Linked DNA regions of Homo sapiens: all the other regions are linked to region 1. A link is a loop called in an ENCODE intact Hi-C map of the cell type or tissue named here. Cell type or tissue: heart right ventricle. All regions are shown on one strand.

The links. Peaks named below come from ENCODE experiments on the same cell type or tissue, not always from the same donor. Only the 100,000 strongest peaks of a DNase experiment are listed, where the experiment ranks them.
Region 2: it touches region 1 in a loop (6-fold over the local background); 3 of 110 quality-filtered maps call a loop at or near these places.
Region 3: a loop joins it to region 1, with 4 times the contacts of the local background. A loop is called at or near these places in 7 of 110 quality-filtered maps.

Annotation. Positions count from the first base shown.
Region 1 is chr11:103,678,225-103,686,224 of GRCh38, reverse strand. No RefSeq gene overlaps it. Among named protein-coding and RNA genes, the nearest start is that of MIR4693, 170 kb to the left of the region's middle. RefSeq lists an enhancer at 3,566-4,284. In heart right ventricle, a CTCF peak has its summit at 3,750 (motif pointing left); a DNase peak (open chromatin) is centred at 3,724; H3K4me3 peaks cover 527 bases; H3K27ac peaks cover 1,137 bases.
Region 2 is chr11:103,734,650-103,742,649 of GRCh38, reverse strand. No RefSeq gene overlaps it. Among named protein-coding and RNA genes, the nearest start is that of MIR4693, 110 kb to the left of the region's middle. RefSeq lists an enhancer at 2,933-3,478. In heart right ventricle, no CTCF peak of the experiment used is centred here; DNase peaks (open chromatin) are centred at 3,427, 4,636 and 5,381; H3K4me3 peaks cover 866 bases; H3K27ac peaks cover 4,884 bases.
Region 3 is chr11:103,868,122-103,876,121 of GRCh38, reverse strand. The region is part of intron 3 of PDGFDDN (PDGFD downstream neighbor); the gene reads left to right. Among named protein-coding and RNA genes, the nearest start is that of MIR4693, 22 kb to the right of the region's middle. In heart right ventricle, no CTCF peak of the experiment used is centred here; DNase peaks (open chromatin) are centred at 4,951 and 5,201; H3K27ac peaks cover 1,374 bases.

The DNA of each region.
Region 1 (8,000 bases):
CCTGAAACTTATTGCTGTATTCATTTATCAGTTCTAGGAGCTTTTTGGATAAGTCTTTAGGGTTCTCTAGGTATAAGATAATGTGATCAGCAAAGAGTGACAGTTTGACTTCCTCTTTACCGATTTGGATGCCCTCTTTCTCTTGTGTGATTGCTCTGGCTAGGACTTCCAGTACTATGTTGAACAGAAGTGGTAAAAGTGGGCCTCCTTATATTGTTCCAGTTCTCAGGGGGAATGCTTTCAACTTTTCCCCATTCAGTATAATGTGAGTTTGTCATAGATGGCTTTTATTATCTTAAGGTGTGTCCCTTCTATGTTGATTTTACTGAGGGTTTTACTCATAAAGAGATTTGGATTTTGCCAATTCTTTTTCTGCATCTATTGAGATGATTGTGTGATTTTTGTTTTCAAATCTGTTTATGTGGTGTATCACATTTATTGACTTGCATATGTTAAACCATCCCTGCATGCCTGGCATGAAACCCACTTGATCATGGTGGATTATCTTTTTGAGATGCCGTTGGATTCAGTTAGCTAGTATTTTGTTGAGGATTTTTGCATCTATGCTCATCAGGGATTTTGGTCTGTAGTTTTCTCTTTTGGTTATGTCCTTTCCTAGTTTGGGTATTAGAATGATACTTGCTTCATAACTATCCTCTTTATTCTGCATTTCCTGGGTTTTTTCTCGTTATCATATATTTGTTTCATTATTTCTTAATGATCCAAATTCTCACCCCTGGAATATAAGCTCCTTGAAAGCAGGGACTTGATTTATGCACTGCTGTTTCTTACTACTTAAAACAGCACTTCCCCTATAATGGCATTCAGTAAGTATTTGTTGAACTAATTCCCTGAGAGCCCATGTAAGACAGTGAAAGACTTTCTCTGTCTCTGTGAAATTCCAGATTTTCCCAGAAGGGAAACAGGAATTTCAGAGCATGCAGAGCCCAGAGTACTATCAGAGAAAGTGGAGGAGCTGGCTCTCAGACGTTCTTTCATCCATGTAACCCTCTAATGCTTTAAGAATTGCACTGTTATAGGGTTAACTCCGTGGGGTCATCTCTTTTGGAAAATCTTAGTTAGGGAAGTCAGATGTGTATGATAGCTAAAATAGTTGTTAACTCCTAAATACCTATAACATTACAGGTACTGAATAGGATTTTATACAACAATCCTAAAACATAAGTAATATTATCCCTATCTTATAAATGAACAAATAGACAATGCCAGAAATGGAACTAAATTACTCAAGGTCACAAAGTGAGAAAGAGGCAAATTTAAGGGTTTGGGTTTAGATTCTCTCAAAAGCAGATCCTTAGTTTAGGTTCTCTCAAAAGCAGACCCTGCATCAAAGATTTGAGTACAAGCAGGTTTTTGAGGAGGAGAACCCAGGCAGTACTATGAAGAAGCAGAGAGGAGAGGCTGGGAAGGAAGGAAAGCCAAAGAAGGGGATTTAATGTGTAAGTAACTGGGGCTGCAACCCAGTAGGAACTGCTGAGAAAGTGTGTGGAGCACACCTCAGAACTGTCCCCCACATGGACGAGGAAGCGAGGCAGTTATCCACCAAAAACGACCCTCGTTGGTCAGGAATTCCTTCTGTAGTTTTAACTTTTCCACGCTTCTGACCTGTCCCACTTGTGGACTAAGACACTAGATGTCCATCAAATTCCCTGAAGCAGAAAGACACAGGAAACATTTCAGCCTGAAAGGGAACTGACCAGAGGTGACCTCCAGGATGGACTGAGGGAATGCAGACAGGGCAGCGAACGTGTCTGCCACACATGCAGGTGGTCCGAGAGGAAAATCCACTGCTGTCAGCATGTTATTACACCACTCGTCTAATTATCTCCACTTCAGACCTCAAATTTATGCAGGATTTGTAGACTCACCTATTTCCCACATCCTACAACCCAGCTAGTCTTCTTGATGGGTTATTTTTATGTACATAGTTTTATTCACTCATTGGTTCAGCAAATATTTGTGAAGCCTCTTATTTGTGTCCATTCAAGGGATAGGAACTCAATGATGAATAGAGCAGTTTTGTCCTCGAGAATTCTGCTCGCAGGTTATAGAAGAGACATAAGTAGGCCAACAATTTTGATAAAGTTTGGGGAGACTATGAGATGGAAATGGGTAGAAAGGGAAGCAATGGTAAACATTTGTCACAACCCATTGAATTTCACGTTAAAAATGGTCTTTTGTTGTATGTGAATCATACCTCAATACAGCTGATACGTATATTTTAAAGGTTAGGGATAAAGGAAATAAGCAATTAGGTCTTATCACCGCTATTCTAATGTAACATGTTACAACCCAGGAAACATAGAACACAGTTGCAATTTTGAGGCTAAACAGTGGACACTAAGAAAAAAGTTTCTAAAGCTCTAGTGTATATCTGAGTCACCAGAAAGCCTTGTGAAAACACCAATAGCTGAGCCCTGCCACCAGAATTTGTGATTCAGTAGGTTAGGGGTGAGATCCGAGAATTCACAGTTTTGATGGAGTCTCCAGTGATGCTGATACTCTTGTTCACAGTCCCACACCTCTAGAAATAACATATGACTGTACTAAGGAAATGTGTTCAAATCATAGTATGATATAGACTGAAGAATGCAACATTTTCCCATAAATAATAAGTGAATTGTAAATTTACACTGCAGCCCAAGACTGCTGGGGTGCTGGTCTGTTTCTTAATGTAGGTGGTGGTTATATGGGTGTGTTCACTTTATGAAATTTCAGAGATGTACACTCATGATTTGTACACATTTCAATATGTATCAAAATTGAACAAAAAGTTTAAATAAAAAAGAAAAAAAAAGGAATGTATGGTTCATTTCCATCCCAGTAGCCCCCTTAATGAAGTGCTTTTCGAGACATATGTATGCTTTATTTAGGGCTTCTTTAACCTAATATAAAAAGAAATCAACTTTCATGAACTTTCACTGAAAATATTGAGCCATATATCTTTGCCTCTAACACTATCATAGGATCCTAGAACATGTGACGTTCTCAATGGTTTGCAGATGAAGGAGAAACAGAAAACGAGCTAAAACACATTTGTTTTAGACTCTCAGAGGAGTAGGAGGAGGGAGATTAGTGTTTTCTAATGGAAAAATACAGCCCCAAAGGAGCAGCCACTTGCATCTTGAACATTAAAAAGCAATCACAAACAGTGCTTCATGCAGCCACTGAGCAGTTTCTGGAGAATTGAACTGAATTTCCTCCTCTCACATTTCTTTTAAGAGGTGCTTTGCCATGAGAGTATTTCCAAGAATTGGAGAGTCACAATAGTTACAAATACCACTGGCCTGAAGAATTCTTGGCACTTGAGGAGCTGTAGGGATTTATACATTAGTTGAGCACAGAGTTGGTGTGTGAGGCTGCATGCTACCAAGACAGGAACATCCATCGGGTTTCAATGGCACCTTTAAATCACCCAGCACTGTGGGGCAACAGGCAGGACAACTGTCTGCATTCTGCTTCCTATGCAATTGTTTAGTCATGAGATGGCATGTTCTCTCCTTTTGCATTAAACAGCAGCTCCACTGAGGTTATAATAATCGTAGTGAACGTTTGTACCATGTGGTGCCACTAAAAAGCCTCTTTGCATGTTGTGCCTTCTACTGACCAGAGTTTCTGTGAGCCCAGCTCCTTCCGTGCTTCTTGCTCTGGGTGCACTGCCTGAGATTAGCACTCAGCTTTGTCTGGCAGTGGTAATTAGTGTGATGTGCTGTGATCACCCCCTGGTGTTGAGTCTGTGCAATAACAATAACATCTGACCTTGGTGTCAACTTCAAAGCAAATCGGCAAAAGCTAAAAGGTGGCTTGATCGACCTGGACTGCTGCGCATTAGAGTTTCAAAAGATAACATTACCACATAAATAGCCTGCCAGGGATGGAGGAGGGGTGAAAAGAGGCTCCGAGGTAAGAGGGTTTTTCTATAGGAATGTTCTACAATCATTTCAGCATTACACAGCAACTCTGTTGGTGGAGATTATAATAATCACACTGAACATTTGTATGGTGCAATGCCATTAGAAAGGCTCTTTCCGTGTTACAGTCATTTCCCACGATTTGGTGGTCTAAATATAAAGAACCACCAAATGCTTAGTGCTCAGTACTGTGCTACTCGTGCTGAAAAGGACACATGTGAGCGCATGACGGGTGGTATCTTCCAGGCTGCCTGCTGGAGCATCTGGTGGGGTGGTCACAGTCCTAATGACTGTGTGTGCCTCTCAGGCCTCACTCACGCTGCTGAAAAGATTGATTGAGAGGAATTAATCCCATCTAAAAAATAAACTTGAGGCCATTTACTAAACGTCACTAGGTCATACATCTGTCTATATGTCAAGTTAAAGGTTTGGGTAGAAAATTAGCACCAGGGTCTAGGCCTAGTTTTAACCACCAGTTTCCCCTCACTTGAGTACTGGGAGTTGCCTTAGCTAGGAATGTCTTGGTAATGTCTTCATCCTGGTATTATTCCAGAATCTCTTTGCCATACTGGTTTTAGGTCTTGATTCAAGTTTTTTTTGTCTATTTCTTACATTAATGTGGCTGTTTGCTGAGATTCTTAATACTCAAATTGTAAAGAGTCTCTGGTTGCTTCTAGCCTGAAATAAACAGAGCTGAAAAGGTAATTTCTGTTTTCCACTGTTACTCTTATCATCTCTGTTTCTAATTCCAATTGCGCAAAGACTCACAGCACAGAAAGTACAAAATGTGGAACTCCTAACTAGAACTACCAGATTTTCCCTGAGGGATGGGACCCACCCAGCTGAGAGCATGGACATAGTTGATTGGCTACACCTTCAGAGTCGAGGACCAGACCTGGGGGTTTGGAGAGGTCATCTATCTATTCATTTATACACACACACATGTAAACGTATATACATACACATACCCATGCACACATGATGTACATATGTGTATCACCTCAAGATGCTGTGTGAGGATTACATGGCAATACCTATAAACCACTTAGAATGATATTGGACACATAGTAAACCTGAATAAATGTCAGCTATTATTATTTATTCTTTATATATCAGTTCACATGTCATTTCCTCCTGGAAGCCTCCTCTGATCCTTGGCTAAGTTTAGCTTCCTTTATTGTGTGTTCTTTGAAGACGTCTGCCTTTCTTTTAAAGCATTGATATAATCTGAAACTTAGATCTGTAGTTTCACAGATGTCTCCTCACTCTACATTGCCAGCTCTGTTTTTTCCTATGACTGTATCTCTGGAGCCCAAACTCTGTTAGGTGGCCAGTAAATACTTGTCAGTTATTTTAGCTGAATGAATCTCTGAATCCCACTGAAAGTCTCCTGCTTAGCAGGGAATGAGGAAAGGGAAGGAAAGACATCTCTAACTAGAGGCTGAGAAGAAAACACAGTCTAGACTCAAACACTCTTCCTCTCTGGTTATTTTCAGCTTTCTAATCTGCAGCAGCTAAGCTTAAGAGCTGCTACCTCAGGACTAAAAACTTATAGCAGGGCATGGTGGCATGCACTTGTAGTCCCAGCTGCTTGGGAGGCTGAGCAAAGAGTACTACTTGAGCCCAGGAGTTTGATCAGTGAGCTATGATCGCACCATTGCACTCCAGCCTGGACAGCAGAACAAAACCTTTTCTCTAAAAATAAGTAAATAATAATTTTTAAGTGCCTTGCTTGGGGGTTGTGAGATCATTATTATTCAATTGCTTGGGGTTCAGTACACATGAGCCACAAATGTCCTCCAAAAACCCAGGCTCTGGGGCAGCCTGACCTTGAAGATGTAGGATAAGACTAAAATTGTCCATCCAATGTGTGGGTGTGGTTTTTGGGGTCCCTTTTCACACTCATATCATCTCTTTTAACCATAAGCAATAATTGTCTTCTCTCCAAAGATCAGATCAAGTGCTCAGTTGGTTCTTCCTCCCTGTGTCCCCCAAACCATCCAGGAGCAGGGGCTTGAAAGATTTACAACACTTTACACTACTTCAACAGCTATTTTAGGTGAGTTTTGGCTCTGGACTTTTAATTGCATTCCTTCATTCATACAGAATGGCCCAGCTTAGGTGTGAAAATTGCCTCTAAATGTGATTGGTATTGATGAAATTCCTATTTGGAATAAATAATACATAGACTACACAGGGAAAGGGATGATAGATAAAACAAATTCAGGCTAAAGCATGAAGACTCTCAGTTTCCTCTGAGCTATCTATACACTGCCCAAAAAGTTCCCCATGGGAAACCACTTATGGTCTTATAGGGAACGAGGACAAATTCTGAGGCCTTTGTAGCACCAGAGCATAGCCCTGAGATGAAAGAATCTGAGTGCTTTTAGTCATCCATGACTAGAAAGGAACTGGGACATAGTAGGTACCAATAAATATTTGATTAATTAATGAAAGTCCTTTAGACTAAAATCTCGTATATATTTGCTGTATGCTGATATACATTTTACAGTGAGATAATCATCTTCATCTTCATAACATGTATGAAATGATTGCTCTGCGTCCTGAGCTAGGCCTGCACACATCAACCAATTTAATTTTTGCAACAGTTCTATGACATAGGTGCTGTTAGTATCCTCATCTTACAGGTGAACAGATCAAGGCTCACAAAAATTAAGTCACTGGCCCAGGCTTGCACTAGCACTAGTAAGACTCAGATCTATGCGATTCCAAAGCCCAGGTTTTTGACTACTCTAACATAAGTAGCCTATGAATTAAGGAAACTCCCATAAAACATTAGGGTTCATAACTTAATAAATATGATCTTATTGCTGAATTTGTATTTCCCTTCATAATGCTCAAATTGACATTTTTTTAAAGATAAGGCTGGGCACGGTAGCTCATGCCTGTAATCCCAGCACTTTGGGAGGCCAAGGTGGGTGGATCACGAGATCAGGAGTTCTAGACAAGCCTGGCCAATATGGTGAAACCCCTTCTCTACTAAAAAAGATACAAAAATTAGCCGGGCATGGTGGCACACGCCTGTAGTCCCAGCTACTCGGGAGGCTGAGGCAGAAGAATCGCTTGAACTCAGGAGGCAGAGGTTGCAGTGAGCCGAGATTGCGCCACTGCACTCCAGTGGCACTCCAGCCTGGGCGACAGAGCAAGACTCTGTCTCAAAAAAAATAAAAAAAAAAATAAGGCTTTTCCAGTTAGTGGTTATTATTCCCTCTTAAAATTAGCAGGGTGATTTTAGAAATTATAATCAACCATCATTCTTTGCTTCTAACATAAAGAAGCATCTTTACATCTAGAGAGTAAAACATGAGAGGATGTACTAAGGTCTCTGTCAATTCTATCTTCACATGCTCAGCATCATCCCGTTTTCTATTAAATGTCCTTTGAGAGAAGTCACCTGCATAATTACCATAGGACCCCTGTCAACACTGAAAAGGATAAAACTCATTGTCTGGAACTTCTATGGCAGAGAGAGACAAATTATTATGACATTATGAATAACAGTGTCATTATTTGATCTGTGGCAAATTAAAAAACACAGGACAAAGTAACATAATTTAGAAAATCAAAGGTGCTGGAACCAGCATACAATACAAACTTTCCAAATCTAAGAATATGAGGGAGGTGCTAAAAAGGAGATCCCTGCTATAAATGGGCATGGGAAACTTTGGGGATAACGGATGTGTAGTGATGGTGCAATGATTTAATGGATGTGTCTATGTCTCAAAAGTTAGCAAATTGTATACTTTACAGCAAATATGTATGGTTTACTGTATGTTAACTACACCTCAATAAAATTATATGTTTAAAAAATCATATGAAATCAATCTCAGTTGGCTGAAGTTTTTGAAGCCATATATTAGAGAGATATATTTAAACCAATTAAGATAGCCCATGTATAACTCCATACTGGCATAGAACTTCACAGAATATGTTCAAATACTTTTTAAATTTTATTTCGCACCAATCCTGTACACTGGAAAATGAAACTTGGAAAAAATAAGTTACTAATTGAAGGTCCCGAACAAAGATGTTAGGTCATCTGACTGC
Region 2 (8,000 bases), 56 kb before region 1:
CTTTTGGTGTTTTAGACATGAAGTCCTTGCCCATGCCTATGTCCTGAATGGTAATGCCTAGGTATTCTTCTAGGGTTTTTATGGTTTTAGGTCTAACGTTTAAGTCTTTAATCCATCTTGAATTAATTTTTGTATAAGGTATAAGGAAGGGATCCAGTTTCAGCTTTCTACATATGGCTAGCCAGTTTTCCCAGCACCATTTATTAAATAGGGAATCCTTTTCCCATTGCTTATTTTTCTTAGGTTTGTCAAAGATCTGATAGTTGTAGATATGCTGCATTATTTCTGAGGGCTCTGTTCTGTTCCATTGCTCTATATCTCTGTTTTGGTACCTGTACCATGCTGTTTTGGTTACTGTAGCCTTGTAGTATAGTTTGAAGTCAGGTAGCATGATGCCTCCAGCTTTGTTCTTTTGGCTTAGGATTGACTTGGCGATGAGAGCTCTTTTTTGGTTCCATATGAACTTTACAGTAGTTTTTTCCAGTTCTGTGAAGAAAGTAATTGGTAGCTTGATGGGGATGGCATTGAATCTATAAATTACCTTGGGCAGTATGGCCATTTTCATGATATTGATTCTTCCTACCCATGAGCATGGAATGTTCTTCCATTTGTTTGTATCCTCTTTTATTTCATTGAGCAGTGGTTTGTAGTTCTCCTTGAAGAGGTCCTTCGTGTCCCTTGTAAGTTGGATTCCTAGGTATTTTATTCTCTTTGAAGCAATTGTGAATGGGAGTTCACTCATGATTTGGCTCTCTGTTTGTCTGTTATTGGTGTATAAGAGTGCTTGTGATTTTTGTACATTGATTTTGTATCCTGAGACTTTGCTGAAGTTGCTTATCAGCTTAAGGAGATTTTGGGCTGAGACAATGGGGTTTTCTAGATATACAATCATGTCATCTGCAAACAGGGACAATTTGACTTCCTCTTTTCCTAATTGAATACCCTTTATTTCCTTCTCCTGCCTAATTGCCCTGGCCAGAGCTTCCAACACTATGTTGAATAGGAGTGGTGAGAGAGGGCATCCCTGTCTTGTGCCAGTTTTCAAAGGGAATGCTTCCAGTTTTTGCCCATTCAGTATGATATTGGCTGTGGGTTTTTCATAGATAGCTCTTATTATTTTGAGATACATCCCAACAATACCTAATTTATTGAGAGTTTTTAGCATGAAGGGTTGTTGAATTTTGTCAAAGGCTTTTTCTGCATGTATTGAGATAATCATGTGGTTTTTGTCTTTGGTTCTGTTTATATGCTGGATTACATTTATTGATTTGCGTATATTGAACCAGCCTTGCATCCCAGGGTTGAAGCCCACTTGATCATGGTGTATACGCTTTTTGATGTGCTCCTGGATTTGGTTTGCCAGTATTTTATTGAGGATTTTTGCATCAATGTTCATCAAGGATATTGGTATAAAATTCTCTTTTTTGGTTGTGTCTCTGCCTGGCTTTGGTATCAGGATGATGCTGGCCTCATAAAATGAGTTAGGGAGGATTCCCTCTTTTTCTGTTGATTGGAATAGTTTCAGAAGGAATGGTACCAATTCCTCCTTGTACCTCAGGTACAATTCAGCTGTGAATCCATCTGGTCCTGGACTCTTTTTTGTTGGTAAGCTATTGATTATTGCCACAATTTCAGAGCCTGTTATTGGTCTATTCGGAGATTCAACTTCTTCCTGGTTTAGTCTTGGGAGGGTGTGTGTGTCGAGGAATTTATCCATTTCTTCTAGATTTTCTAGTTTATTTGTGTAGAGGTGTTTGTAGCATTCTCTGATGGTAGTTTGTATTTCTGTGGGATCGGTGGTGATATCCCCTTTATCATTTTTTATTGCGTCTATTTGATTCTTCTCTCTTTTCTTCTTTATTAGTCTTGCTAGTGGTCTATCAATTTTGTTGATCCTTTCAAAAAACCAGCTCCTGGATTCATTAATTTTTTGAAGGGTTTTTTGTTTCTCTATTTCCTTCAGTTCTGCTCTGATTTTAGTTATTTCTTGCCTTCTGCTAGCTTTTGAATGTGTTTGCTCTTGCTTTTCTAGTTCTTTTAATTGTGATGTTAGGGTGTCAATTTTGGATCTTTCCTGCTTTCTCTTGTGGGCATTTAGTGCTATAAATTTGCCTCTACACACTGCTTTGAATGTGTCCCAGAGATTCTGGTATGTTGTATCTTTGTTCTCATTGGTTTCAAAGAACATCTTTATTTCTGCCTTCATTTCATTATGTACCGAGTAGTCATTCAGGAGCAGGTTGTTCAGTTTCCATGTGGTTGAGTGGTTTTGAGTGAGTTTCCTAATCCTGAGTTCTAGTTTGATTGCACTGTGGTCTGAGAGACAGTTTGTTATAATTTCTGTTCTTTTACATTTGCTGAGGAGAGCTTTACTTCCAACTATGTGGTCAATTTTGGAATAGGTGTGGTGTGGTGCTGAAAAAAATGTATATTCTGTTGATTTGGGGTGGAGAGTTCTGTAGATGTCTATTAGGTCCGCTGGGTGCAGAGCTGAGTTCAATTCCTGGGTATCCTTGTTAACATTCTGTCTCGTTGATCCGTCTAATATTGACAGTGGGGTGTTAAAGTCTCCCATTATTATTGTGTGGCAGTCTAAGACTCTTTGTGGGTCTCTTAGGACTTGCTTTATGAATCTGGGTGCTCTTGTATTGGGTGCATATATATTTAGGATAGTTAGCTCTTCTTGTTGAATTGATCCCTTTACCATTATGTAATGGCCTTCTTTGTCTCTTTTGAACTTTGTCGTTTTAAAGTCTGTTTTATCAGAGACTAGGATTGCAACCCCTGCCTTTTTTTGTTTTCCATTTGCTTGGTAGATCTTCCTCCATCCTTTTATTTTGAGCCTCTATGTGTCTCTGCACATGAGATGGGTTTCCTGAATAGAGCACACTGATGGGTCTTGAGTCTTTATCCAATTTGCCAGTCTGTGTCTTTTAATTGGAGCCTTCCTCTGGAAGTTTTGTCTCAGAGGACTACCTAGCCGTGTGAGGTGTCAGTCTGCCCCTACTGGGGGGTGCCTCCCAGTTAGGCTGCTCGGGGGTGGGGGGTCAGGGACCCACTTGAAGAGGCATTCTGCCCGTTCTCAGATCTCCAGCTGTGTACTGGGAGAACCACTGCTCTCTTCAAAGCTGTCAGACAGGGACATTTAAGTCTGCGGAGGTTACTGCTGTCTTTTTGTTTGTCTGTGCCCTGCCCCCAGAGGTGGAGCCTACAGAGGCAGGCAGGCCTCCTTGAGCTGTGGTGGGCTCCACCCAGTTCGAGTTTCCTGGCTGCTTTGTTTACCTAAGCAAGCCTGGGAAATGGCGGGCACCCCTCCCCCAGCCTCGCTGCTGCCTTGCAGTTTGATCTCAGACTGCTGTGCTAGCCATCAGGAGACTCCGTGGGCGTCTCGCTGCCAGGACCTTCCCAGCCATGTGCGGGATATAATCTCGTGGTGCACCGTTTTTTAAGCCCGTCGGAAATGCGCAGTATTCGGGTGGGAGTGACCCCATTTTCCAGGTGCCCTCTGTCACCCCTTTCTTTGACTAGGAAAGGGAACTTCCTGACCCCTTGTGCTTCCCGAGTGAGGCAATGCCTCGCCCTGCTTCAGCTCGTGTACGGTATGCTGCACCCACTGTCCTGTGCCCACTGTCTGGCACTCCCTAGTGAGATGAACCTGGTACCTAGGATGGAAATGCAGAAATCACCCATCTTTTGTGTCGCTCACGCTGGGAGCTGTAGACTGGAGCTGTTCCTCTTTGGCCATCTTGGCTGCTTCCCACAATAATTGTTAAGTAGTCTTTAAGGTTTATAAATCCCTTTCATATGTATTATTTAATTTACTCCTCATGACAGCCATATAAGGTATCATCATTACTTTCCCTGTTTTGCATGTTGGGAATTGGGCCTCAAAAAGGAAAAATGATTTATTTGTCCAAGTTTACTCAGTAAGAATCAGAGCAAGTTTTCAGGCTTTGTTTCCCTGACTTCAAATACTAAGCCTTTTTATTCCCCAGGGCATGAACTCCCACTCAAGTTCAAGTGAAACTGCTTAGAAGTAGTATATATATATTTATAAGTATAGTGCAAACAGTTAGGTCCCAATGATACTTCATTGTCCAAATGCAATAACTAAAATTTTTTGAGAACTTCAAGCACTGTCTAAACACTTTGTGTGTACTGACTCATTTAATCCTTATGAGAATATTATGAGGTAGTCACCATCATCTTCATCATCTTCATTACCATCTTCTTCCCCATATTACAGAAACTAAGGCACAGAAGTGTTAGAGATAATGATGAGCATCTCAAATAGCTCATGGTAGATCTGGGATTTGGACCCAGGCAATCTGATGTAAAAGCCCCTGCCCTAAATCTCTACACTCTGCTTCCTATTACTGAGACTGGTCATAAACATCTGTCACTGGAACCATCCCTCTCAGACCTAGCACATGCACCAGAGCTCAAGGGTGAAATAGGAGTTTCAATGTAATCCATTGTTTTGGAACTCATAATCCAGAACCTATTGTGTAGTTTTGTTCCACCATTCATTCACTTACTCATTGAAACATTCACTCATTCATCCATTCAGTGGATACCTACAGATCTCTTACTGCATGCCAAGGTTTCTGCTGGGAGCTCTGCCAGCAACTGTGGGCCCTGGGCCTCTCCGCAAGAGTCTCTCCCATCCTGCCTCGTGATGTTAATCCACATACCTTCATGCTCTCTCTGTGGTGCCTCCAATCCTGCACACAGCATTCCAGGCATCTATGCACGGATACCCCCTTTCCACTTACACAAAGCCCTTTATATTCAGCAACATTCTATAGCTCCTCACAGCAAACCCTAGAGGATGGAGCAGTCATTGTTGCTGATTCCCACTTACAGATGAGAGAGTTCAACTTTTGCTTTTTTAGTTAAACCTCTGTATCAAGGTAACTCTCAGAAAAGTCTTCCAATAATTAAATATTACATTTGGAGAGTGAAACATCATTGGCTCTCAGCCACAGGGCTACAGGGGTGTTATGTATAATTGGATAACTAATAATAAACTACCAAAATTTGCCAGTAATTTTTTTCTAAAAAGAAATTTATGTGCGTTCCATGTTATCTCTGTAAGAACCTAGCTTTTACTTGCATTTCTATATGTTTTCTTTTGTAGAAGTAACAGTGCTATAACTGGTGGGTGCTAGGAATTGCTCCAACATGCAATCTCTCTGTACCACAGCCCAGGGGAAGCTGTTGTCAGGAATAGTAGCTTGTCCAAGGTCACATAGTGTCAGAACCGGGACTCAAATGAGGTCCCAATTCCCTAGACTATTGGTGATTTTTTTTTCCACTCCATGACATCCTGTCCCGCTTTCCTACCTCAACTCTGCCTTTTGGAATCCTACCCTGAAAACCTTGTTTTAACAGGGTGGGACCAGGGCCAGAAAAGGTCAGAACGAGTCCACTTACAATTTTTGGACACACTTCTGGAAAGGCTTCCCACAACACCAACAATGACTGCCAGGGCCTGCCAACAGCTCCCAAGTTCTAAGTTGCCAACCCTCACCAAAGATAGCACATGCTAGTCTAATTATTTCTTACCCTTTCAAAGCAAATATTCCTGAAGAAAGACTGGCCTATCACTTGTTAAAATGCATTGTGAGCATTTCTAGGCACTCTGACTAAAAAAAAAAATTTTAAAGCTCTGTCAGTTTCATGCAAATAGTGTGTAAGTTGAAAGCGTACTGTCAAATATTCGAGCCCTGAAGGGTTTGAGGCAAAACCAAGAGAAGCAATCAATGAGGAGATTTTTCATGGACCTTGGCTCATTTACATTCTGCTAATTTACTGAGACAAAGTGAAGCCTGGCAACTAATTGAGAAGGCTCTTGATGCTGGAATATTTTGTGTAAATGAAAACCTGCCAGTCTGGTTTTTTTTTTTTTTTTTTTGAGAAAAATATGCTTCTAAAGACAGAATTATTTAATATTATAGATGTTTAGATTTCTACATTTAAAAGTGTAAAAGTGGACATAAAACATCTTAATTAAATCGGTTTCTCTGCAAAGGACTGAGCAATGGCTTTTGGCTCCTGAAGGCTGGTATTAAATTTAGTGTCTCTTGCAGAACTGAAGTCTTTATGATACCACACTGCGGTAACTGTGAGTGTGGTTGCAAGTGTGAATTATTTGTGCTGAAGGCCTAGGGAATGCTGTTATAACTTAAACTGTTTTAGATCTACAAAGAGCAAATAACTGGAACAGATAAGATTTCCCATTGTCACATGCTGTGGCTTGGAACTCAGACACAGGGAGCCAGTTGGGAAGAGAAATAGGGAAACTTTCTTTATATCTTTTATCTTTCTGACCAAATGAAAGGTATAAACACAGGATTCTGAACTGACTAGCATGTTCATGCAAATGCAGGGAGCTAGGGGAACAAACCCAATGAAGATATTTTACAGTTTGGTATTTTTCGCTCCCCTTCAAATTTAAGGGCAAGACACTTTGCCTGGTATAGTGCCCTTTGGGTTTGGAAAGCACATATTGGGGCTTAATTGAATTGTTCCTTATAATAGTCTGGGACCACACATGTTAGTTACCTCTGCCCCATTAGGCCACAAGCTGGTCCATGATCACCCTTCTTAATTTGCATTTTTGGCTCCTGGTATCAACATCAGGACACTCATTCTGAGGCAGAATGCCAAAAACATAGACCCCAGACGCCCTAATCTAAGTGTTCTAGTTCTGTGATGGTATGAGATTGAGTTAGGCAGACAGAGGACTGGTGAACTGTATATGGATTCTGAAACTGTGAATTGTGCATCTTCTGAGTAATTGGTTTAGAAGCAATCAGGGGTTTAGCTAGAACAGTCGGGTTTCTGGTGTTGGCAGCAGGCTCTTGGAGTGCCTTCGTAATGTTTCATCCTCTTCACGTGTACAGGGCACAGTAAATCAGGTATTTGTAAGTCAGGGCTGCCTGTGCCAGAAGCATGTAAAAATAGCATGTATTGAGTACTACTGTGAGTCAGGCACAGTGCTAAGTGCTTTGCATACACAATCTTCTTCAATCCTTACTTTAGTCCTCTGTGATGTGTATTCTTGTTAACATCCCCAAAAGAAGACAGAAAGGCTAAATAATTTGTCCAGAGTGAAAGACCTGGTAACTGGCAGAGGCAGGATTTGACCCTGTCCGAACTTACCAAGTGCAATGAACAAAATACTACTTCCAGGTAGAAAGAAGAGAGTTGAACATCTAGGTAGAAAGAAGAGAGAAAGCCTCTAGGGATCAGGATGAGTCATGCAGCAGGTCACCGAGCAAGATGATTAAAACACTGGAATCAAGGAACAAATCTCCAAAGTCAGTTTCCAAGAAATGTAATTTAAATGTTTCATGCAATAGCATCTTACCTTTGATCATGATATTTTTCAAAGTTGACTACTGGAAACACAAATTAAAAAAAAAAAAGCTTTAAAGTTATCCATAGAAGATCAATGTAAAGTTGAAACTCACATGTACAACCTGTTAAGGCACAATGTCCTACTTTGTGGTTTTCACACCAGGCTTGGGAGACTGCAAACACTTATTAATCTTATGCATGTGGCTGGGTGCACAAAAGCCAGCCCATGCATTTGGCCTTTGGATAGGAAACCCACAACTCACACCAGGAGGACATATGTCCTAAAATTTCCTTGAAGAGAGGTAGGCAAATTCTTATTTCACAGGCTTTTGGAGCAACTGGGTTAAGTGATCCCTTCTGTCTGTCTCCTTGTTCTTCTGCCACAATGCCAATGGTCCAGGCTCTTCACAGGGGTAAGACAAATTCCTGAGTGCCCAATGGGCACTCTACACTGGAGATGGAATCAGGGCACCATCTTGGATCCAGTGAGCACCCTAGGAAAGTAAATCTCACTCAAAGATGAGAGGGCTGAGTTCCCTCCACCCTTCCTAGTCAGCTGCCTTGAATTGTCTATTGGCTACTTCTGGGATGTTTTTGTATTTCCTGGGCTGGTCTGATTTTCTGTTTGTTTGGTA
Region 3 (8,000 bases), 190 kb before region 1:
AGCCTTTCGGGCCTCCTTTTCCCCAGGCCTGTGGGCTGCTCTGCTCAGCTGCACTGAGAAAGTGCCTCTTCCTGGAGCACACGCTCTTGGTCAGGCCTTGGTGGGTTGGTGGCTGCTTCTGACAGAAGTTTTTGTGCATATTTTGTTTCCTTAGAGAAAAGCCTTGCCCCACTTCCTCCTACTTCTTAAAGACTAAAACTCATATATTGCCTCTCTATGGGTTTTCTTAACCACCCAAGCAAAATTAGTCATTATTTTCCCTCATTGTTATGATTAACTTTATATGTCAACTTGGTGAGGCTAAGGTACCTAGGTGTTTGGTCAAATACTAGTCTAGATGTTGCTGTGAAGGTATTTGTGAATGTAATTAACATTTACAATATTTAAGTAAAGCAGATTACTCTCCTTAGTGTGAGCGGTCCTCCTACAATCAGTTGAAGGCCTTAAGAGCAAAGACTGGGGAGGCCAAGGCGGGCGGATCACCTGAGGTCGGGAGTTCCAGACCAGCCTGACCAACATGGAGAAACCCCGTCTCTACTAAAAATGCAAAATTAGCCAGGCATGGTGATGCATGTCTGTAATCCCAGCTACTCGGGAGGCTGAGGCAGGAGAACCACTTGAACCCCAGGGGCGGAGGTTGCAGTGAGCCGAGATCGTGCCATTTCATTCCAGCCTGGGCAACAAGAGCGAACCTCCGTCTCAGCAGGGGGGGTGGGGAGAAGCAAAGACTGAGGTTTCCTGAAAAAGAAGGTATTCTGCCTCAAGACTGCAGCATAGAAATCCTGCCTGAGTTACCAGTCTGCTAGTCCGCCCTACAAGTTTCAGATTTACTAGCCCCAAAACCAGGGGCTGATTCCTTAAAATCCCTCTTTCTCTCTCTCTCTCTCTCTCTCTCTCTCTGTGTGTGTGTGTGTGTGTGTGTGTGTACATATATATCCTACTGGTTCTGTGCCCTCTCTTTCACCTGGAAGGAGAGTTCAACTGTGCCAGAGGCTTCAGAGTATTGGTTTTCAGTGTTCCACAGAAAAGCATCTCTTGAACAAGGTGAACTTCATTTCAGAGTATTGTCATTGCTCCCTCTCTGCCTCATAAATACAGGCTGACAGATTGAACTTACCTTTGATTGCGAAGTCAAAGTGGTAACTTTCTATTTAACCTTTTGTTTGGAATGTGGATCATTTCAGAATGAAAGGTCTGTACTTCCCAAGTGGCATTTTAATCAGAGGGTGATTGTGAAGTGAATGTGAATTTCATTCTTCTGTTGAGAATCCTTTAACCAGCTGCTGTGCACAATAATATCTTATACCTGATAGTACTGTATATTGTATGAGGACCTTTTATATACAGTAGTAAGAGCTCAGTAAATGTTAGCTACTCTTCTTCTTTAATCCTGACAGCAAACCTGGAGTTGGTTATTGATGTCAAATTGCAAAGGCAGCTCAGAGAGGTTAAGGGGTATATAAAGGTCACACAGCTAGTAATTCAAGGTTATAGGTATAGTCATGCTTTGCTTAGTGACAGGAGTACCTTCTGATAAATGCATAGTTAGGTGATTTTGTTGTGGTGCAAACATCATAGCATGCACTTACAGAGCCTGGAGGATATTGCCTATGGCACGTCTGGGCTATATGGCATAGCCTATGGCTCCTAGGCTACAAACCTGTGCAGATTGCTACTGTACTGAATCCTGTAGGCAATTGTAGCACAGTAGTATTTGTAAACCTAAACACTTAAAAGATACAATAAAAATATAGTATAAATGATAAAAATGGTATACCTATACAGGGCATGTACAGTGCTGTCAGGACTAGAAGTTGCTCTAGGTGAGTGAGTGAGTGACTGGTGAGGGAATGTGAAGGCCGAGGACATTGCTGTATACTACCACAGACTTGATTTTATTTATTTATTTATTTATTTTTAAGGTTTCAGAGATTTTAACTAACACAAATGACTGTGCCTAGCCTTTAAATCTATCCAAGGCAAATGGAGTGAAAGCTTTCTAATTATTTGGTGCTTCATCTGGCAGTGATGTCAGAAAAACAGGAGCCTCCCTCCTACATCATCCAACTGACTTCCTTTAGCTCCTTGTTCTCTTCGATCCCAGAATTCTCACATGGGTTCATTTCTGCCAGTAGTCACTCTGTCCATAGTTGTAGTGCACATAGTACCTAAGGGAAAACATTAGAAAAATGAGAGCTTCTTTCGAGGGAAAAAAAAAAAAAAACACTAGCTTTGTTTCTGTATTGCTGAGGGTACTAGCATTGATGTGAATTTTCTGATTTTTTCTTTTAGAAATTTAGAAAATAACTTAGTCAAACAATATTTTAGAAGTTAGAGTGGCAGACTTTTTCTGTTTAGAGCTCATGTCCCATAGGGGGAAATGTCTTTTGAGAATTATATGCAATTAAATAAAGAAATTGAATAAGTTATGTGCATATAAATGCTATATGCTTACATGGCATTAAATTTATTAAAAATGTCTTTCTTTAATAATAAATTAACCTTAGCTTACTGTAACATTTTACTGTTTCAAGTTTTTAATTTTATAATTTTTTTACTCTTTTGTAATAATAGCTTTAAACACAAATACATTTTACAGCTGTACAAAATATTTTCTTTCTCTATATCCTTATTATATAAGCTTTTATGTTTTTTTTTCTTTTTCTTTTTTAAATTTTTTTGTTGTAAACTAAGATACAAACACACACATGAGCCTAGGCATACACAGGGTCAGGATCATCAATATCACTATTTTCCATCTCCACATTTTGTCACACTGGAAGGTCTTCAGGGGGCAGTAACATGCATGGAGCTGTCATCTCCTGTGACTAGAATACTTTCTTCTGTAATATCTTTTGAAAGACATGGCTAAGACTGCTTTACAGTTAACTTTGTTTTTAATAAATGGAAGGAACACACTCTAAAACGGCAAGAAAAAGCATAAGATAGTAAATACATAAACCAGTAATATAGTCATATATTATCATTATCAAGTACATGTACTGTACATAATTGTATGTGCTATATTTTCTTTTTTCTTTTTGTGGGGGATAGAGATAGAGTCTCGGTATGTTGACCAAGCTGGTGTCAAACTCCTGACTCATGTGATCCTCCTGATTCCACCTCCCAAAGTGCTAAGATTACACCACCATGCCCAGCCTATACTTTTATGTGACTGGCAGCGCAGTAGGTTTGTTTACACCAACATCACCACAAACACATGAGTGATGCATTGTGCAATAGCATTATGATGGATATTATGTAGTCACTAGGCTATAGGAATTTTTCAGGTCTATTATAATTATACGGAATCATCATTGTATATGCAGTTTATCATTGACTGAAATGGCCTTATGCATGTATGTATAATGTATATGTGTGTGTATATAATAGTAGCCACTGCTTATTATTAGGTGCTCTTTACATGCCAAACATTTACTAACAGTCTTACATGCATTATTTCTTTTAATTATTGCAACAACCTCATGAAATAAGTACTATAATTAGTCCCATTTTGCACCTGCAGAAATTAATGCTAAAAGAAGGTAAGTGGCTGAAAGTTATACAACTAGTAAAATGATAGGGCGAGATTTTAACACCAGCTCCATCTGCATCCAGAGCCCACAGCCTTAGCTGCTACCCTCTATGGCTTTTGTACCTACAAAGTATTCGTGTGTACATGCACGTGAATATTTGTATGTGCACATTGCATGTTTCTGTGTTTCAAAAAGCAATAAAACAGCTCACGCAGTTACTAAGAAGGAAAGCCAGAAGTTGAATTAAGACTTTGTACTCTTCTTCACACCGTGGCTGCCTTCTGGAGTGCTTGTGGCTACCGTTTTAACCCACAGGCTTTTTTTTTTTTTTTTTTTTTTTTAATCAACACTAGTTTTCAGTTAGCTCTGATGATCAGTGCCAGGAAGAACATGGGTCACTGAAATCCAAAAATAATCCCTGAAACATATTTTATGCAATTTCCTGTGTTAAAATCTCCTGCCAGAGCTGTTAAACATAGTCTTGGAGATGAGATGTGTCCAGGTTGACCTCATTTTCCTTCCCTGTCCTTCCTGGGATGGAGACTCAAACCAATGCTCAAATGACCAAGGCTGGGAAACAGGAGGGAAGGCTGAGGGGAAGATGTTGGTGGAAAAAACTTTAATGACATACATGAGGGATTGAATAACTGAGGATTTGGGGGCTCCATTATATAAATTCTTAAAAGTCTAAGAGCAGGAATGAGAGGGATGAAAGGAGAAGGCATGAATGCGTGGCAGGGGCATTTAATTGATCCAGAATGGGATTTTGCACTTTATGTACATTTGATGCATGTTTGGTGAATAGATGACTGATTGATTGGCTGAATGAAGGATTAGAAATTGTTTAAACTCAACTGATCTTTCACACATATAGCATACCTTAACTTAAAGGAACAAGACCTGGAATCTTTATCTCTCAGTCACCCAAAAAGGGGTATCATGAACAGGAACTGTTTGAGGAACCTCTGTCAATTTTTGACAGTCTACCATCTAATCCCTCAGTCCTATTAGCACCTGATATCTCAGTAATCCCATGTTATGTGCAGCCTTTGAGTGAACAAGTAATCTTCTCACCAAGAAAAGGAATCTTAAGTTCAACCAATCTGACTCACTCTCCTACAACTGTGAATGGCATGAGGGTCTCACCACTGGTAGAGGTCAGTAGCAGTGCAACACCCTGTGTGTCCTACATTGTCTTTCTTGAACTGTCTGCTGCCAACTTCCAGAGCATCTTTAGCACATACACTTTCTTGGAGCTTTCAGTCCTTCGGCCAGTTTGCAGCCCTGACCCTGACCAGTCGACCCCCTTGCCATGGCCCTTTCAATGTAGGCAACATGCATCCCAGGCCTCAGGTTGCCTTGCCCGTGAGTGAGCTTGCACTCAACTCCTGTCTGCCCAGCCCCACCAACAGCCTTAGCCAGACCCACCCCAGAGGCTGTCTTCTGCTTGCCTAGTACAGTAGTCCCCACCCTTGGCTTCATCTGTGTTTCCACTTTCCAGGAATTCAGTGCTCAACTGTGTTCTGAAAACATTAAATGGAAAGTTCCAGAAATAATTCATAAATTTTAAATCACATGCTGTTCTGAGAAGTGTGATGAAATCTTGTGCTGTCCTGCTCTGTCCCACCCGGGACATGAATCACTCCTTTTTCCAGCATGTCCACGCTGTACACGCCACCCGCCTTTCGTTGCTTAGGAGCCATCTCAGTTATTAGATCAACTGTCTCAGTATTGCAGTGCTTGTGTTCTAGCCACCCTTATTTTACTTAGATGGGCCCAGAGCACAAATGTCATGTTACTAGCAATTCAGATATGCCAAAGGGAAGCAGTAAAATGCTTCCTTTTTTTGAAAAAGTGAAAGTTCTCAACTTGATAAGAAATAAAAAAATTATAGGTTGTAGTGTTACAATGGCCCCAGGGTACAAAAGTAGTGTTACTAGCAATTCAGATGTGCCAAAGAGAAGCAGTAAAATGCTTCCTTTGTATGAAAAAGTGAAAGTTCTCAACTTGATAAGAGATGAGAAAAAATTATAGGTTGAGGTTGCTAAGATGTATGGTAAGAACAAATCTTCTATTCATGAAATTGGGAAGAAGGAAAAAGAAACTCATGCTAGTTGCTATCCCACCTCAAACTGCAAAAGTTATAGCTACAGTGCATGTTAAGTACTAAATTACCAAGGAAAAGGCATTAAATCTGTGAGTGGAAAACATGAACAGAAACATGTTTGGATTGACAGCAGTCAGGTCTGGTACTACCTTCTGTTTCGGGTATCCACTGGGTGTCTTGGAAAGTATGCCCTGTAGACATGGGGTGACTGCTATACTGGAGTGGCTCAGAGATCTTCTCCAACAAATGAATTGAAACTGTACCTCAAAAGAGGTCTAAATCTCAGCTTAGGGAGGGGGCTTCCCTTCCAAATTTTGTCTTCTTCAGGTACTCTCCCTCAGACCTAGGGTATTCTTTAGAGTTCTTTTTATGTATTTATAGCGTCTCATAGTTACTCCTCTGTTATAGTGAATAATCCTCTATATTAAACTTTTCCTGTATGATTACTGTCTCCTAACTGAAAGTCAACTGATAAAGAATTGGTAGTGGAACTAGTTTCACAAAGATGGGATTCAGAAATTGTCAAGATATTACTTCCAAGATGAAAGAAGAGTTGATTCACTCCATGTCACCTACCATAAAAAAGAGGCATTTTGTTTGGTAGGCCTTCTTGTATTGTTTAGATCATGCACATGGGTTGAAGTGCAGGGCTGAGCTCCTTGACTATGGGGAATAGGATACTAGGAATCCATGGTATAAAGTGATATAGTAACTAATCAAGCTGTAACTTGTGGTTTACTGTGACGAAGAGCCAACTGAAACAAGCACCATAGGATCCAAAGTGGTTGCTGCACTTTACTTTTATGGCTAATGATGACTACAAGGACTATGATTTGAGATTGATTTTTTAAATGCACTTGAGTACTTACAAAAAAGAAAATGACATGCTCAGATTCTTCAACTTTTAGCTTAAGTGACTATCTGAGAACTAGAGAACTTCCGTGACAGCTTTGAAAGGATTTCCTTTTTCTTGTAGCCACAGTGCTAATATTGCTGAAAATAAAAAGCAACCATTTAGTTGCATGGACTGCTGAATTCCAAAAGTTAAATCCACAGTCTTGTCAAGTTTCCCAATGTGAAGTTGAAGACATTGATTAGAAAATGATGAAATCCTTAAACTTAGAATGTCGGCATCTGGTTGGATCCAGAGAAAGCTGAAAATTGGGAATTCCCATGTGATTTTGAGTCTTCCTTATCTAGAGAATTAGGTTCCTCTTTGTTGCCTACCTTGCTTGGAAATCCTGTGATAACCTCACCTGGGGCAAGAGCCTTGAAAATGGATGCTCATTTCTCTCAAGACTTACCATAACCACACTTTGTCGCCACTAGACCCATAACTAGGGTGAAATTTCACCATGCTCCAAGGGGCCGGGACACACTATAACTCATGACATTGTAGCTTACAAACCAAAAGAATTGCAAGACTTTGCTACTGCATATGTAAAGAAACTCAGGGAACATGCTCAGGAGTGAATTCTAAAGGTGTTAGACCAAGTGGCAGCACTTAGCCTGAAAGGGAAGGTGGTAATATTTATCATAATAGATATCAGAGAGGTACCAATAATCAAAATGCTTGGACACACAAGAATATCTGTCAGTAGGTTAACTGATCATGGTTTCCAGGGAATTAAATAGATACATAGCCTACTAAAGTGTTTCTTGACTGATCAAATAAACTCTAAATCTAGAGCAAAAAACTTGAGTCCCCACATTGAAGAGTCATGGCCTCTCCCTGAGTTTCCAGACCTTAGTCAATTCACAGACTCAGCAGCCCTTAATTGAAGGGGTGTAAACAGAATCCTGTGGCCACTAATTAGAGTGAGAATGTGCTGGAGAGAAGGAAATACTCAAACCTTTGGGGGAAATTATTGGATAGTCATCTGAATTAATGACAATTCCTGGGGACCCAAAATGCCAGTATGGCCTGATAGTCAAAGTGGGGCTTACAGTGATCAAATAATAAATAGTATCACAACTGGCTCAGTTTGTACCCACATTGGCTCTCTGACCATAGGGTGAGGGTGATTATGTCAGGACTAAATGAAAGCCCCTGGAACATTTCTTCACTATCAAGATAGTAAACTACAAGCAATATCTCATCCCTAGAAAAATTGCCAAGATTAATGCTACTATCAAAGATTTAAATATAGCAGAGGTGGTGATACCTATCACATCCCCATTTATCTCACCAATTAAGCCTCTAATAAAGTCAGGTCGATCTTGGAGAATGACCAGAGACTATTGTTAACTTAATCAGATGGTGGCTGTAATTGCTGCTGCTATTCTAGATATATTATCTTTTCTAGAACAAATCAACATTAATTCTGGCACTTGGTATGCAGCTATTGATCTGAATA